Regions from separate parts of the Homo sapiens genome. Here region 1 is linked to region 2. Evidence: chromatin loops called from intact Hi-C (ENCODE). Cell type or tissue: heart right ventricle. All regions are shown on one strand. Links, peaks and the distances in the headings refer to the core of each region. The heading gives the core; the rest is flanking DNA. Region 1 has its middle 410 kb from the start of LNCARSR. Region 2 has its middle 330 kb from the start of LNCARSR.

The links. Hi-C counts contacts between places; a loop is a spot of excess contacts. Peaks named below come from ENCODE experiments on the same cell type or tissue, not always from the same donor. Only the 100,000 strongest peaks of a DNase experiment are listed, where the experiment ranks them.
Region 1: a loop joins it to region 2, with 3 times the contacts of the local background. A loop is called at or near these places in 4 of 110 quality-filtered maps.

What each region holds. Positions count from the first base shown.
Region 1 is chr9:79,156,183-79,165,086 of GRCh38, forward strand. No RefSeq gene overlaps it. Among named protein-coding and RNA genes, the nearest start is that of LNCARSR, 410 kb to the right of the region's middle. In heart right ventricle, for the core only: no CTCF peak of the experiment used is centred there; a DNase peak (open chromatin) is centred at 4,859.
Region 2 is chr9:79,229,586-79,238,489 of GRCh38, forward strand. No RefSeq gene overlaps it. Among named protein-coding and RNA genes, the nearest start is that of LNCARSR, 330 kb to the right of the region's middle. In heart right ventricle, for the core only: a CTCF peak has its summit at 4,188 (motif pointing left); no DNase peak of the experiment used is centred there.

The DNA of each region.
Region 1 (8,904 bases), core at 531-8,530, 73 kb before region 2:
AGTGGACCATCCTTGACACACAATGATACACTCTGCTACCTTTTCAAATACATCAAAATTTTAACAAAATTCTTTGTAAATGAAGGATCAGATATTTTATGGTCATGTTTTAAGCATCAGCCAGAAGATAAAGGAAAAGGAAAACTGGTTTCTTTTTTTTTTTGAGATGGAGTCTTGCTCTGTTGCCCAGGCTGGAGTGCAGTGGTGTGATCTCAGCTCACTGCAACCTCCGCCTCCCAGGTTCAAGCAATTCTCCTGCCTGCAGAGTAGCTGGGACTATAGGCCCCTGCCACAACGTCCAGCTGATTTTTGTATTTTTAATAGATATGAAGTTTCACCATGTTGGCCAGGCTGATCTCGAACTCCTGACCTCAAGTGATCCGCCCACCTCGGCCTCCCAAAGTGCTGGGATTATAGGCATGAGCCACTGTGCTTGGCCAGGAAAACTTTTTATGTGGGACTTCTTGTCTCTTCTCTTTAAGGTATTTTTTATATTAATAGCAATCTGATTTTCCTCTGACCTCCAATTCAAATTGACTAAATATCTCAAGCTTCTTGTATAACTATTCCTTGGGCCCAAACTTTCTCACCTCCATTATCAACACCATCATCTCGACCATATATCAATCTAATTTTTTCACACTAATCTCTGGTACTACAAGGTACCAGAAAGTTCTGAATTCAAGAGTTGTCTGATCAACAATATGCAACAACAACATGCTTGTGTTTCAATGATAAATCCTGGCATTGGCGAGGATGAAGAAAACCATGCATTCTCATACTCTATTGTTCTCAGGAGTGTGGCTTTAGATGTGAATCCTAGTCTTTGTATATCAATTTGTTTCCACCATGAGAGAAGCCATCCATGGATAGAGCTAATAACAGGAAATGCCAAGTAGAGTGATAAAAATAAGTTTTTGATGACAGTGTTGATTGCTGAATCAAGCCAGTCCTGCAGTTGTTCTTCCCAATTAATGAACCTCTATATCCTCTTTACAGTTTCAACCAGGTTGTGTGTTACTTGCTTCTTAAGTCACCCTAAATTACAGGCATAATATAGGATATATACAGGTTTTAAGAAGCATAATGAGGATCTATATGTAATGATATGAATAGAAGACAAAGTAAGATGCAATTTGTTGTATTTTTTAAAAAAATCAAGATGCAGAACATTGTATATATTATATATATATATAAATGGGAACATTATATACAATGTTCACTCTCCCTTTTTTATATAAAGTGATTATGGGCCTTTATGTATTCATATGTTAGTTTATAACCTTATATCCTAGTACATGCAAATAATGTTTCTAGAAATATAAATAAGACACTGTTAACCATGGAGTGGGTATAGGAAGTTGGGAATGGGAAAGAGGACATACTTTTACCTTAAACATTTCCAAACTGTTGAAAACTTTGAAATGGGAATCCATTACTTTAAAAATTAGGAATAATAACTATGAAAATCTTTAAAAATTTGTGCCAGACAGTGCTAGGAGTGGATAACTCTGTCCTATAAGGAGTTCATTGTCTAGAGGAGATAAATATACAAAAACACAATGCGGTAATGTGCTTCTTGCAGGTGCAAAGATAATCCAGTTCCATGGGGAAGAGTCACATGGGCCTTTAGAGAGGAGATGATGCCTAGCTGAGGTTTTACAGTGGGAATAGGAGTTCACCAAACAGACTGGGAGGGGGATATTTTGAGAATACGAAGAGGTGAAATGCAGGCCCTTGTCTCTTTTAGAAACTGTTAATGAGTCAATAATTCCAGAGAGGACAAAGGGAGAGTGGTGAGGACAGAGGAGCAAGCAGAAGCCATGTAATGACTAGCGTGCTTGCCAGGCTAAGAAGCTGGGCTTTTATTTTTCAGCACCTAGAAACCTTTTGCCAAGGCTGAAAATTCTATTAATTTCTCAGAATAAAATATTTTAAGCAAGTAGGAAACTATAATGATAAAGAATATAGAGTATAATATAGCAAAACTCAGGTATTCATCATCCAGTCCTGTCAAATCTTAATATTTAGCTTCAAAATTTTTTAAAAGAAATAAAACATTACAAATATAGCAAAAGCTCTCCATATACTCTTCCTTTACCTCAATCCCCTTTGCCTTCAAAGAAAAGTATACATATAGTTTACAGACAAGTGGTAACTTAATATCAGAAAGAGAACATAATTTAGGTACTCTACTCAGTCGTTTTTAACTCTTAATGCAGCCTATTCACATGTCACCCTACAATGGATAAACTGTCACATAACCCATGTAAAATAAGAAACCATGGTCAGCTTGAAGTTTTTCATATAGCAACTGTCTTGTCATATAATGATGCCCTTTAGAATAAAAAGATGCGTGTCTGCTATAGCTAGAAACCATTAGACCCTGACCTGATATTGGAAAGGGTCACGAGCATATGTAGACTTATTTTGAAACGGAGGATCAGGAAAAGTGGTCATGGAAGTCATTGACTTCAAAATCACCAAGTGATTCTTAACTTCAGTTTGTTTGTTGTTTACATTATTGGTGTGCAGTGACGTGTGTTTGACTATGTGTCTGAGTGTGTGCATTTGCGTGTGGTGTGTCTCTTTAGAATACAAAAGAGGCTGGTTTAGTTTTCAGTATCTGGTTAATAAGAAGTTAAACCAAAAAGGCTGTTCTTGGATGAAAAGCAGGTTGATCATTTGCCACCCTTTATAAAAGGGGGGTTTGAATGATACAAAACTACGTACTTTTACATAAGTAGAAGGCATTCAACATGCTACATTATCTGCACCAAAGAGAAGATAGCAAAAATAGCATACTTTTCTAAACTTACTCTTATTTGCTTCATGTTTACTCTACATTGGTTAATATTAACAAGGCTTAAATTAAATGACATTTACTATGAAAAGTGAAATTTTAATGAGCACAGGAAAGCATAAATGTTTACTGAACACTTACATATTTAAGAGGATGTTATACAACTTACAGCAAAATTAAAAAAAAATTCAGCATTTTGAAACATAGGTAAGGTTTTTTTGTAGTTTTTTTTTCGACTTTCAAGTGGTATAAATTACTTGTGTTTAAGATGTACAAACCCACACTGAAACCACTTTAAATAATTCTGAGAATAAATAAATACTCATAGTATATTTTCTAAATTAGTGCCAGGGATATTATACACCTATGCAGTCTATTTCTTACCACAGTTTGAAATCTCACAGCCTCAAAGTACAATTATTTTCCTTCTTTTTTAATTATTCAAGTAACACACTCTATTGCCTTTCAACATTTATAACTCAAAGTTATCTGATTTTTTTCTAATTTGTCATCAATTAAGAAAGAACTAGAGTTTTAGCATATATCTTCTTTTAAAAAAATCAAGATGAAAAACAAAAAAGAAGAAAAGTAGTGTGATACTTTTTCTCCATTTGGTAACTCACCTGACATTTACCTGCTAAGTCTTTATCCAGGCTTTCATTCCATCCAACATACTGATCTCAATATAATCAGCGTCTTCTTAAGCACATTCATGATAAGATATGACTGCTCTGTTTTAAAAATTGTATAGCTCCCTCTCCCCAGTCCAATATTTCAAATCCCACTTAACTAAAACAAAGCAAAATTTGACTGATAGAAAATTATTTGCAAATAAAAGAAAATAATTTAGAATCAATCCCTTGAATAAATAATCTATAATAAGCTATGTTAACATCATGTACATTTCCATTAATATATTTATAACTTATTTATAAAATAATGCTCTTGATATAGTCTGTTAATTATATATACTAAACATATTTATAAAATAATAACATGGCACATACATTATTTCATAAAAACATTAAGTATAGAATATTTATGCATATATGCTATATTAAAAGCATTAGTTTATTAAAAAGCATTATATATATACTCAATAATCCGACAGCCAGTCTTTTTCTAAAGCTTAGAATTTCAAGAAACCAAAAATCAAATGATATAGGATAGCAGAAAACTTAAAATTTTGTCTTTTTTCTTATTTAGATTAATGAGTTGAAAACTATTTTCAAAGAGAATGAGTCACCTGGAAAAGCTGTCAAAACTGGATCAAAGAGTTTAGGTTTTCTAAGAAGAGAGAACTGTTAGGAGGCTAAAACCATACTCCAGATAAATACTGATTGGGCCTCATGGGACATGGTGGTGATAACTCTAAAAGGCATCTTGAAAGATGAAATAGCAAGTAGAAGAACATCTGAAAATAAGACATGGAAGAAAGGGAAGCCTCAAAGATAACTCTAGGATTTTGAACATGAAATCTGAGGAATTGTTGATACCATTAATTGACAAAGGGAAGCTGTGAGAAAGTGTAGGTTTCAAGGGAAAGAAGGCGAAATGCAGTTTGGGGCTATTGAATTTCAAAATTCAATAAGTAAGTAACATTATTACTACAATTTTTCAGATGAGAAACTTAAGTAGGAGGCATTAAGTAATTTGTCCAAGGCCACACAGCTAATAAGTTATGCAGCCAGAATTTGAACGTAGGCAGCTTTCTTTCCTATTGCCCTACTGAAAATTTAAATGCCTTGATCTTTTTCTTTGGAAGCAATTATATAGGTGATGAAAAATTGTAATTGACATCTGGCCTTTGTCAGCCCACAGTGGTGGCTTGAAAAGAAGCTTCTACTGTCTTAGAGACCCCCTACACCATTGGCCACAGTTACCTAACTCAAGTGGTTCACTTATAACCCAGCACCCTGGATCATTGTTTGGTCCAAGGATGGGCACCAAATCCAGGTTGAACCAATCACTGCATTTCCTTAAGAAAATTTTAACTTGACACCGAGGTGGTTTTTGGAGTTGCGAACTTGAGTTGTCAAATAGCCATGTTTCTAACTCCAAGGACGGAGAGCAGCATGAAAGCATGAAGCCAGAAATAATAGAAATTGGGGCCGAGGGCGGGACTCCTGGCAGCATTTGAACTTGATTCTAGTCATCCTTGAGGACCAGCTGCACTTCCACTCTTTTCGTAGTTTGGTTAAGTAAACAACTAGTCTTCCTTCTACCTGATATGTTTTAAGCCAAGTTTCTTTCATTCGTTTGAAATCAAAATAGTTATGGTTGAAAAAGCCACACACAACTGTGGGAACTTGAGCAAGTTACTTAAAACCCTGAATCAGTTTGCTTATTTACAAATAAGTGAAGAAGACATGCTTTTAAAAGGATTTTTTCAGAGCATGAAAATATATGTATACTATCTACTCCCCTTACTTAAAACTCACTTTATTACTCCTTTGAAAAGTATCAGGTACATTCTTCAAGTTCTTTCATTGGAGTTGATTGTTCTTTCATTTAGAATGGTTGACAACCTAGCATGGAACTTAACTCTCCAGAGTGCTGTAGATTACCCATCACAAGACTTTCAGGTACCGAATTTACCCTTCCCTTCCTTATGCTGCACACCCCACAGCTTTACATAATGGTGATAAATCAAACAAACGTCTGGTTGATTTCTGTATGCAGAGCACATGGCAGAGTGCCTAGCACTGAGGAACTCTTCAGGAACTATTTTAAAACAGTTAGAAGCAACAGCTGAATTTCTTTAAGAAATAATCATGTAATGTGATGGTCTCATTCCAAGAACATTAAAAGGTCTCAATAAGTATTCATTAGTGCTCCAGAAGCCCCAACAGCGGCTTTTAGTTATTGTCTCTCCTTAGCGGTATGTTAATTTTGCAAATTTTCCAATTAATCTCGGCATTTTTATTTTCTTTATTTCTTCTTTTCTTTCCCTTCTCTTTTTTATTTTATTTTTGATAGATTAGGAATACAGTATAGATTCAGAGTCCCATCCCAGAAGCTAAATATCTCACCGTTTACTCTTTCCTGTGAGTTTTTATTACCTCTGTGATTGTGTCTGATATTGCTCAAGTCAGGAAGGAAGCGTCATTAAATAAGAAACCAGAGGTAAGACCTTAAATCAAGCATGGTTTGATACTTTGCACATTTAAGCTACTGTTGTGTTTTGGTATTTAAAAAGTTAGAGTTACTTATTTTTACCAGGTTGTTTGAATAAATAACTCTCCAATCATGGTAGAAAAATGATAACTCTTACTTTCTCCAAGCTTAGACTTAGTGACTGTGAGTAAAGACATGGAATCTGAGGAAGATGCTATACCTTCTTTAGATACAAGAATCAGTATTTATGGAATACGTGTGTGTTCAATGCTCACCCATAATGAAGAATGCAAAGCAGTTAGCAAGCCACAGCTTCCGGTACTGGTTTTTACCCATTTCTGCAAATGCTGCCAAGATCTTCTTGGCTAATTTAGCATCTTGCTTGTATGAGATAGGTGGGTGATATTTTCATTATAGGTAAGGAATGGGATTCTAAGAAATCCATTACCTTTAATCCCTACTATGGACAATTGCCAGGCATTATTGCATTCCATATCAATCAAGAATTAGGAGAGAACAATTTAAGTAGAGCTTTAATTGGATTGGAATCTAGAAACAGCTGCAAAAGATTGTATTCTTTCTGAATGGGGGAGCACTGCTTTTCTGGAAGTCTTCACAGTGTACATTATTCTCTTTTTGAATGGAAATATTTGCTGCCAAATACCTGCTTAGGATGTGAAAAGCCAAATTTAACTTATTTTTTTCAGACAGCCTGGCAATTAAGCTTTTACTTTAGAGTTTGGTTTATTCATTCTAATAATGGTTATCATCATGGAAAGTTTTAATTAAGTATTCGGCATCTACCAGATGATATATATGTTACCAAAAAGTAATACCTATTTTTAGAGAGCTCATACTTCATATCAGCAAGAAGTAAGTCATTTAAAAATGTCCTAAGTTAGGCATACACACATGTACACCATGTCAATAATCACCAAGATGTCTATCCTGCATTTGCTTCATATTGCCAAGTGCAAATATGTTTATTTCATTTGTATATTCTTATATCAGTCCTCTAAACACAAAAATGTTAATTTGGCTCCTATTTTACAGATGTGAATATGAGATTCCAATTACTTAAAGGACCTGCCCAAGGCCATAGAGGTGGGAAAGGAAAGGTCAATCGTCTTTCTACTACACCATGTATCACATTATTTTTATGCACTTGAATAACCTTGTCCACAGTCAAAGTTGAAAAATTGGTGAAGATTGTCTAATTTCACTCAGCTTCCTGTTCTGGGCTTTTCTTCATCGTTAGACTCTTCACCTTTTTGAAGCTCTCTTGATCTTTGCCTTCCCTTACCCTCCTACCTCCTAGTGATTCTTTATTTCTCTTTGCAGATACCTTTCCCTCTGCCCACATCTAACAAACTGGTATTCCTCAGAGTCCTATCCTCAAACCTTCTCCTGCTTCAGTCTACTTAGCATTCCTGGAGGATCTCTCCCATATCTGTAGCTTCTGCTACCTATATGTTAGTGACATCCAAATTTTATATTGCTAGTTCAGACTTCTTGCCCACTCCATATCTCTGCTTTGATAACCAGCGGCTACTACAGAGTCAACATGTTACCAAACTGAACCCATTAGATGTCGCTTATACATGCTCCTCCTCCTGCTTCCCCTCTCTTACACCACAGCACCACCCTCTTCTCAGTGGTCTAAGCCAAGAGCCTCAGAGACATCTTTGATCCTGCCTTCTTTCTCACCTTCTTTGTATAATTGACCTCCATATCCAGTGATTCAGCTTTAGAAAAAAAATTTATCTGCTCATTTTTCTTTCAATTCTCATTGTCATTGCCACATTTTAAATTTTGCCCATCTCTCTCTAGAACAATTCCTGTAGCCACCTAAATATTTCTCTGCATCTCTCTAATCATCCTATTACTTAGGGCTTTTAGCCTACTCCTCCCACCAGGGAAACCTCCATCTAATCACATCCAGGAAAATTAGAAATACCGTGTTCAGGCTGGGTGCGGTGGCTCATGCCTGTAATCCCAGCACTTTGGGAGGCCCAGGCGGGCAGATCACCTGAGGTCAGGAGTTTGAGACCAGCCTGGCCAACCTGCTGAAACCCTGTCTCTCCTAAAAATGCAAAAATTAGCTGGGCATGGTGGCGGACACCTGTAATCCCAGCTACTTGGTAGGCTGAGGTAGCAGAATTGCTTGAACCAAGGAGACAGAGGTTGTGGTGAGCTGAGATCACACCACTGCCCTCCAGCTTAGGTGACAGAGTGAGACTCCATCTCAAAAATATTTAAAAAAAAAAAAAAAGAAAGAAAGAAAGAAAAAGAAATACCATGTTCACATTGTTTTCCCCTTTTGCAACCTATCAACTGTGTACCCTGTCATGTTCCCTGTCGACAGGCAAAACTTGCTGGATTTTATATCAACCACATCCCTAAAACCTCATCAAGGTAGGAGGACCTGGAACAGTAGCCACCAGGGTCAGGTGCTCCAGAGCAGTAGCTACTAAGCCACTGTCGGGCTTGGCAGCCTGCTGCACTGACTCAGGCGTGTTCCCCAGTTGAAATGGTTACAACATTTTTACAAAAGCCTTTGTTCTTGATTTGTTTGAGTTGTATGTTAGCTAAGGTTTAATGCGATCCAAGAAGAGGACAATAAGCAGAAATAAATGCAGCTAAATCAATGATAGCAGAAAAATATCTCCAGGTGAAATAATAAATGAAAAATCTTTGGCTCTTTGTATCATTGCAAACGCTTATGATACTATCTTGCCCTTCACTCTCAAACTTGCCCCTGGGGGTGGGGAGAAGTTTATGTAGCAAATTAAGGTACACACAGGGTTCTGCCCTTTTTTTCTGGCTGTTGTTTCTCTAAGTGGAGTCTTCTTATTATCTTAATATAGATTAGGTTTATAAACTCATGAGGATTTGAATTCACATATTTTCTTTTTCAGTTTTAGATTCCTATACAGTTAGTTATAGGAGTCTAAGCTGAAACTTTCCATCAAATAACACATTGT
Region 2 (8,904 bases), core at 496-8,495:
ACAGATTATTAAAATTAATATTTTTCTGTTAAAATATTTTAAATATAATAATTTATTGACCAAATAAACATTCTATTCCTTACAGAAAATATAAATCTATTAAAAATCAATGAAGAATTTTTGGGAAAACTATAAAACTAAAATTTAGATTTCCTATTAAATATGGCAAAAATTTATTTCAACTTTCTTCCAAAACACAAGTAAGATGAGAGACAATAGACTTGTGAAAAGACAAATAATCTATAAGGATGAAGAGAACAAGAGAGGAGAGGACAACATATGAAAGATTTCAACACAATTGTGCAGGCTCAAAGACAGAAAGATGACTAAAGCAACATAAAAATCAAGCACTCTGTAAAGGGAGTCTTGGAGAAGAAGAGGAAAGCCAAGAAATAAGTTTATTTGTGCCATAGACATGTAAGAAACTCAGGGATTAGAGGCACCAGGTATCCCTGAAGAACTAGGCATGCAGGTGGGACTGTAAATAATTACATTAAAATTTAATTACTAGGTACTTAGATATCTAAATCTAGGGCTGGCTTCATGGGCCTGCAACTTGTGTACTTGCACAGGGTCCCATGCTTAGGAGCACCCCATGCACTTTAATGATCTGCTATTGCCATCTTGAAACTCTTAAAAAATGTTGAACAAGTGGCTTGATAATTTCATATTTCACTAGGACCTGCAATTTATATAGGCAGTTCATCCTAAATCTTCTCCCTTTACCCACATAGGCAGGCATCTATCCCTTTACCCACATAAGAAGGCATCTATCCCTCCCCAACTCCAGAAGAGGACTGAAAGGTCAGAGGTATATTCTCTGGGAAGGATGAATCAAAAGGAGCATAGTGATGAGGACATCAGGTACAGCTGGAAACAGGAGACCTAATGAATGTCACCTAGAGAATAGTGATATTACCAGCTCCTTTCCTCCACTGGAACAGAGAATATTTGCAGCCAAGCTTATACCACTGGCCAGAAGAACGACCAAATTCTTCTCAGAGGAAATTGACCAGCCTGAAAGAATACTCAAGAATCTTTCAATTAAACAATCAGTTCCTGTTGGATCACCTGACAAGTCCGATTAAGGATCCAGTTTCCACCCTTAGTGCCTCAAATATGAATGGGAGAGCTAAAGATCATCAGATATTTGAGGAAAACCTCAACCAGAAACATAAGGACTAAAACAAAGAGTAAGAGGAAACTATGAGGAATCAGTACATTAGTGGTAGAAAATATCATTATATTATAAAATATCATTACTATCTTTAGAGAGATTAAGAGAAGCTATTATAATAATAATAAGCCTAATTCTTTTAAAAATAAGAACATTGAGAAAATTTCAAAAGAACTATTGAAATTAAACATAAATAGGATAAATAAAAAAATTAAGACCTATGAAAGATTAGGTGATTTCTGGGCTTTTATCACAACAAGAAAATTAAACAAAATAAAACCAACAAAAGAGAAAGTAAATGAGAAATAAGATATAAGTAAATTGAAGGATCTGTGCAAAAGGTTCAAAATCTAAATAATAGAATTTCCAGAAGGAAAAAAAAAAACAAAGAAAAAAAGCAGAAATAAATGATCAAATAAAAAAAAAATCCACACTCAAAAATTCTAGAACAAAATGCCAGAGGTTCTGCAATTGAAAGTGAACATTCATTCAGTACATTATTATAAAGTTTCAGAATAACATGGCTCAAGAGGAGTTGACAAATATGTCCAAAGAGGAGAAACATATTAATAAAACATATCACAAAAGATTAGGAATCAATATGGCACTGGATTTCTCAAAAGCAAAGTTGAAAGATAGAAGATGATTATTAAATCCCTTTGAAGAACACAAAACCAAACACTGCATATTCTCACTCATAAGTGGAGGTTGAAAAATGAGAACACATGGACAAAGGGAGAGGAACAACACACACCGGGGCCAGTGAGTGGGTGTGGGGTGAGGGGAGGGAGAACATTAGGACAAACAGCTAATGCATGTGGGGCTTAAAACCTAGATGATGGGTTGATAGGCGCAGCAAACCACCATGACACACATATACCTATGTAACAAACCTACACATTCTGCACTTGTATCCCAGAACTTAAACTAAAGAATAATAACAAAAAGTGCTTTTGAAATTCTAGCCATGAATTTTGTGGAGTCAAACTATCAACCAAATGAGAAGATAGAAAAAAAAGACATTTTTTTCAGATATGCATATTTTAAGAAATGTAGCTCCCGTGAACCATTTATCAGAAATCCACTAGAAAATGTACTACACTAAAATGAGGTAATGAAGTAAAACCCTAGAATTACAGTGGTGCACCAGGACAAAAGAGCAAACAGGCAAAATTGGAGCAAGAATAAGATAGCTCTCAAAAAATTAAATAATAAAACTCACAGATTACCTGATGTTTTTGGATATTAAGTGAAGAATACACTGCTGTTGTTGGTTTTCTGTTTGTTTTTTGTTATTGTTTGTTTGTTTTAGACAAAGCCTCACTCTATTGCCCAGGCTGGAGTGCAGTAGCATGATAGGCTCATGGCACCTCAAACTCATAAGCTAAAGTGACTCCCCACACCAGCCTCTCAAGTAGCTGGGACTACAGGCACATGCCACCATATCTGGCTATTTTTAAAATAAAATTTTGGTAGAGACAGAGTCTCACTATGTTGCCCAGGCTGGTCTTGAACTCCCGGGCTCAAGAGATCTTCCTGCCTTGGCCTCTCAAAGTGTTGAGATTACAGGCATGTGCCAATGTGCCTGGCCAGGAATTGCAATTCTAAAGATAGTTTGTGAACAGTAAGTACTTAAAAAACTTGTAAAATTAAAAAGTAAGGCAATTACTAATTCCGGGAAAAACAAAAAGTAGTGCATATAAAAATGTAATTATTGTGTTTTACATGGTTCAACTATAGATAACACTCACAGAGTCATAACCATGTAAACACTATTTATTTATGTAAATTGTGACATAACTTCATTAGGTTTTTAGAAGGAGTAGAAGTGTGCCTTTTGGAGTTTGGGTTTGGGCAATGGGCAATAGGTAATATCTAAAATAACACTTAAAAAATAAAGATATTATTTAGAAATATAGAAGCAGATACCAGAAGTAAATGTAAGTAATGGTCACCTGCCAGAGACAGGAATCAAGAATCAGGGAGAAGTGAAGAAAGAAATGCTGTTTTATGTTACAAGCCTTTTGAAGCTGCAAGGCATTTAAAAGCATGCACATATATTCTCTGACGCCAAAAAATTAAAACATAAATTTGCAATTGACATATACTTGCGAAATTTCATTATAATTTTTATTAAATTTGCAACTAGTGGCAGGGACTGAAATAATGGCAACCTGAAGAGAAACAAGCAGATTGTTCTAGTTGACCGTATAAGCAAAAAGACTATGACTGAATGAATTTGCCATTAATTATTTCATTTGATAAATAAACCTTTAACACAACTTTATGTAAAGTGTTTGAAATTATAAAACATCAGCATTACAGTATACTGGAAATGGAAGGAGGCCTGAGCATTCTGAAATGTTGAAGGGTGAAGCTGATGTAAATTGGTGACAGAAGATTTTCTCCAAGGTGAGGAAATATAACCGAAATCACAGAATTTCCAATGAAAATGGATTAGCAAAGTGAAACTAATTTGCTAATGTGGCGCAGGACAAACCTTTTTTTTTTTTTTTTTTTTTTTTGGAGTCGGAGTCTCACTCTGTCGCCCAGACTGGAGTGCAGTGGTGCGATCTCGACTCACTGCAAGCTCCATCTTCCGGGTTCACGCCATTCTCCTGCCTCAGCCCCCGGAGTAGCTGGGACTACAGGCACCCGCCACCACGCCCGGCTAATTTTTTTTGTATTTTTAGTAGAGACAGGGTTTCACCCTGTTAGCCAGGATGGTCTCAATCTGCTGACCCTGTGATCCGCCTGCCTCGGTTTGGAGAGAACCAATGACAAGAGAAAAGGAAATTCACAATATGACTGAAATAAGTAACTAAAAGAACAGAAAATCAGAATAATTACATATGGTGCGTCCCCAAAGCAGATCACCTTAAATCAGGCATTTCAGATTCAGTTGAAAGGAGAAATAAAAACACCAAAATATAGCCTCTGGAGGGTGGTTACTTTCTCCAGTGCTTGCAGTTCTGGAATAGGTTGCCCCCTGCTGTTGGAGGTTAGGATGTGGTGGGGGCAGGAGAAGGGTGGAGTTCAGTTGGCCTCCCAAGGCTCTCCTCCTCACTACACCTAGAGCTTCAAGCAAAGCAGCTCTAGATTTGTGGACTGAGTTTCCCGATAAAATGTATGCTGGAAGAAATTGTTGCATGGCTGAAAATCAAGTTTGAAAAATGCTGGTCTATCTCAAATTCTTTATTTGGCAGGTACAGAAAGGGGAGCCTTTTAAGTAATCACTTATTCAAGGTGAAAAGAAATCTGATGGCAGGATTAGAACCAAAAGCCAGGCCTCTTAAAAGCTAATTAATTTGCTTTCTCCCACACCAATGATCCTGGCAATGTTGCCTTTCTGTTAAAGCAAATATATTTTATTAAATGATATGTAAATTACTACTTTGTTAACTTTGTTTCTTAAGAAAATATGCAACTGGGCACATAATTAGAAGAAATATGGATACATCTATGAGCACCCAAAATGGAATTCTATAAAACCGTATCCAATATTTAATTCTCATTTTAACTCTTAATTTACTAAGTGATTTTATTATATTTGATGCCATATGGCCAGTTCTGCCTGTTCCATCTGCTGTGTGAGCAGTTTTGTTGAATAAAGTATTTAATTCCCTGGTTGCAAACACTACACCTTGATGATTCAGAGAAGTAAAGCACTGTCTTTTTATTACTTGTTCATTTACTGGTATATGATTCTTTCTCACTCTGATTCTACTCCTATTCTCTCCCCGCTCTCTTCTCTCCTTTCTCCTCTCTCCTTTTCCCTTGACTTTGCTCCCAACAGCTCTGTGACTGATGTATTCAGTCTTTCTTTTCCTGCTTACTCTCTCTGCAAAATGTCTGTGATTCCCTTAACCAGAAATATTTTATTCTTAACAACCATAATTATGTCACCTCCTGCAGCTAACTTTAAGCTCACTATTTTGACTATAGAAGCAAATAAGTTAATTTGCATAGGTGAGTTAAAATAATCCAATAACTAATTGTTACTCTGTCAAAGATCTCTGGTAAAAAAAAATAGCTTAAATCCTTTCCCTTATCTTAATATTTAAAAAAGACAACTGAAACAGAGCAGACTATTAAAAAGAAAAACCACCTCTTACATAGGGGCTGCTTTATGAGAGAGTTGTCATGTGTTTAAATGGATGTACTACATAATTATATTGGTTGCAGCATGCAGAACAGGATAAATAGGGAAAATGGAATTTGACAAAACGATGAATATTCTATATCAAACTTCTCCATACTAATATAAATAAGTTATATGGTATCAAGTAAAGAAGCAACACCAGAACCAAGCTTAAAATCATTAGATACCGTGAGCTTGTGCTGATCAGATTTGTTCGTGTGTTCTACCTTGGAAAAGATATTAAATTCACAAATCTATTTGAGAATGGGTTGGTATACTTCTAGGAGTTTATAGTTGAACTGATGACCTGCTTAAAGGCGATAAGGCAGTGTTTTAAGGATGACCACTAAATCTTTGTTTTGCCAACACTACTTATAAAATGTTTTACAAATGGTTTAGTCTCTGAGAGCTTTCTGAATATCTGATTAAAGTCTTTAAAAGAAAGGATTAAATATCAGTAAGTGATAATTTATAAGATGATACCTTGCTGTATAAAAATATGCAAACTATTTAAAGGCAAATTTTGAGATATTAAAATGCTTTTGTTCATGGAGAAAATTAACTTGAACACATTTCTCTACAGTTAGGTTGTATAGTTTAGTAACTAATAAAGTTTCCTCAGCGTAGATCCAAAACAATTAGCAATCTTAAGAAAAAACGATTGTAATAATGTTAATAAAAATCCCAGGAAATCTACAAGCTTGATGGAGATTTGCTATTCTCCATGAGGAAATAACATATTCGTGTGGGAATTTGAACAACCACCAGGGTGCTGTTCCTCACTATTGTGCTGACCAGCTACTGGACCAAGATTGTGTTGAAAGCAATGTTAATTAATTGTACTGCAGCTTAAATCAGAAGGACACTGGTAGGGTTTTAACAAAGTAAATATCTGCCAAGTATTGAAATTTTTTTCAAAGAAAGTTACAATATTAGTAAATGATAATTATGTTGTCTACAGCAATGTGAGAGACAAAATTCCCTGACTTTGTATCTAACTTCTTTGAAAGAGCATAAATTGTTCAAGGCTTGTTTGGTGACTTGGTGGAAAAAATTATTGCTTTTAAACAGTGAAAACACAGGTAACATCAATAAACTAACAAGTTTAATAGTGTAGCCTGCGTTTTTAGAAGAAAAAGAAGTTTTGCGATAAGCCATCAGCTTTTCACATTGATTAAGATTGAGGATTATACTGTTTGTTAACATCATAGTAGTGTTCCTCTTCTTGTTACCCTTAATTTACCTACTGTGCAACTGTGCTTGGAGCTTTATGGTCCTTTTTAAACTAACTTCTTTTCCACCTATCAGTCAGGGATCAATCAGAGAAGCTGAACTGCTAGGGAATCATTACAGGGGTTTGATCTTATATGATTCTGGAAGCTGATTAAGTAATCCTTATAAGGCTGTTGTCCTTGCATCTGACACTGGAGCTTGAAGTCCTCAGGACTGCTATCACAAAATATCACAAACTAGGTGGCTGAACATAACAGAAATTTATTCTCTCACAAGTCTGGAGGCTGGAGGTCCAAAATCAAGGTGTCTGCTGGCAGTGTAGGCTCCTTCTGAGGGATATGAGCAACCTGTTCCATGCACTCCACCAATGATCTTTCACATTCCTGGGCTTCTAGATGCATCATTTTAGTCCTCCGCCTTCACAGGGCATTCTTTCTGTGTCTTTTCACATCATCTTACCTCTTGTGCATGTTTTTGTGTTCAAATTTCCCCTTTTAATAAGGGCACCAGTCATACTGGATTAGGTCCAACTGGATGAGGTCATATGACCTCGTTTAACTTGATTACCTCTGTAGAGATTCTGTTATGAAATAAGGTCACATTCTGAAGTACCAGGGGTAAGGACTTCAACATATCTTTCTAAGAGGATGCAATTCAACCCCTTGCTTGGCAGCAAGAACAAAGTGGGACATGCACACATAAGCTGGAACCCACAGGCATGGACTGAAACCATGTCAGTTTGCATTGCCTCTGAAATTGATATTGTGGGAATCCTGCAGAAGAAAACAGTAAACTTCATCATGGAGCTAAATTCTAACCTGGTATAAGAGTCAGAGAGGTTGAAGGAGGATCTGGGAAAGGTGGGCCAGTTCCAGCCTGTCCACTGCCCCGCAACAGTGATTGAGACCATGGGTAAACAATAATGTGTGAGCTACAGCATGGCTGCTGCTTTGTTTCTGCTCACCAAATCCCACACAGGAATCTCTCTGGTGGCCCAAAAACATGCAGGAAAGGGGATCTCTGGGAAGCGTAGTCCAGTCTTGCCAAGTTGACACATTATAAAGCCACAACGCTGAAGACTTTACACATCCGTTATTCAGTATTTGATAATATGAATGAAGATAGTGAAACCAAGTCATTCTCACTCCTCTCCTGGTCTGTTCAGGCTGCTATAACACAATGCCATCGACTGGTTAGCTTATAAACAACAGAAATTGATTTCTTACAGTTCTAGAGGCTGGAAACTCCAAGATCAAGACACTGGTAGATTTGGTGTGTCTGGTGAGGGCCCTGCTTCCTCAGAGCCAGCTGTTTGCTCATTCTAACCTCTCACAGTGGAGGGAGCCAGGGACCTCTCTGGGTCTCTTTTACAAGGGCACTAATTCCATTCATGGGGGCTCTGCCCCTGTGGCCTAATCACCTCCCAATGCCCCATCTCCTAATACTATCACCTTGGGGGTTAGGATTTCAACACAGGGATTTGAAGACAGCATGAACATTCAGACCATAACAACTCCCCATCTGAGACACAGGGAAGACATTTCACCTCCTAATGATGTTTCATTTCTGCTTGTTAATAAAAAAATTACCATCAACCACCTAAAAAGTTTTAATTGAATAATTGAAAATTAAACTCACCAGTAAAATTTGCTTTTGTTTCATCAACTATTTAGCAATAAGGAAAATATTTGAAGGCCATGAAGCCTTAAGATCCTGAGATCTTAGGATTATGTTCAGTTAAATTAGGTTGATTTGGAAACAAAACAAAACAAAATCAGACACTTGCCCTTCTTGATAGTCTTCTTAGCAAGGGAATAAATGTGGTGGATAATCACTCAGGCTGTGAAACAGATGGATCCAAGTTTGAAACACAGCAGCATGGGACCTCTCTCTGTATTGCATTCCCAGCCCATAAGAATGGGGATAATCTTTATAGCTGCCTCAAAGGGTCATTTCGTGGTTGAAAGACATAAGGGGAACTTGGCACAAAGCTGGCATGTAGTAAGTGTTGAAGCAGTGTTGGCTAATCTTTTCTCTTTCTCCTTCCCTTCTGCCTGTTTCTCTTCTTCCTTTTCTGTTTCTTTAGATTTAAGGGCAATGAAACTGGTGTTTTCAGTCCCTTGCAGCACCGAACTTTGTTTTTCCACTGTATGTGTATCCAATCTAAGTGTTATGAACAATAAGCCATGGGGCTCTTTAAATACCAACCTGTTTTGGAGATCCAGAGTGGGTGGTTTTTGAAGTAGCATCTTTGAGAGCAGCTGTGAATGGAAATGCTTATTTCTAAGACATCAAAAGGAGGGAAATGTTCCATTTAAAAATATTCTGTGATAAGTAAAAGTTCTGAACTTTT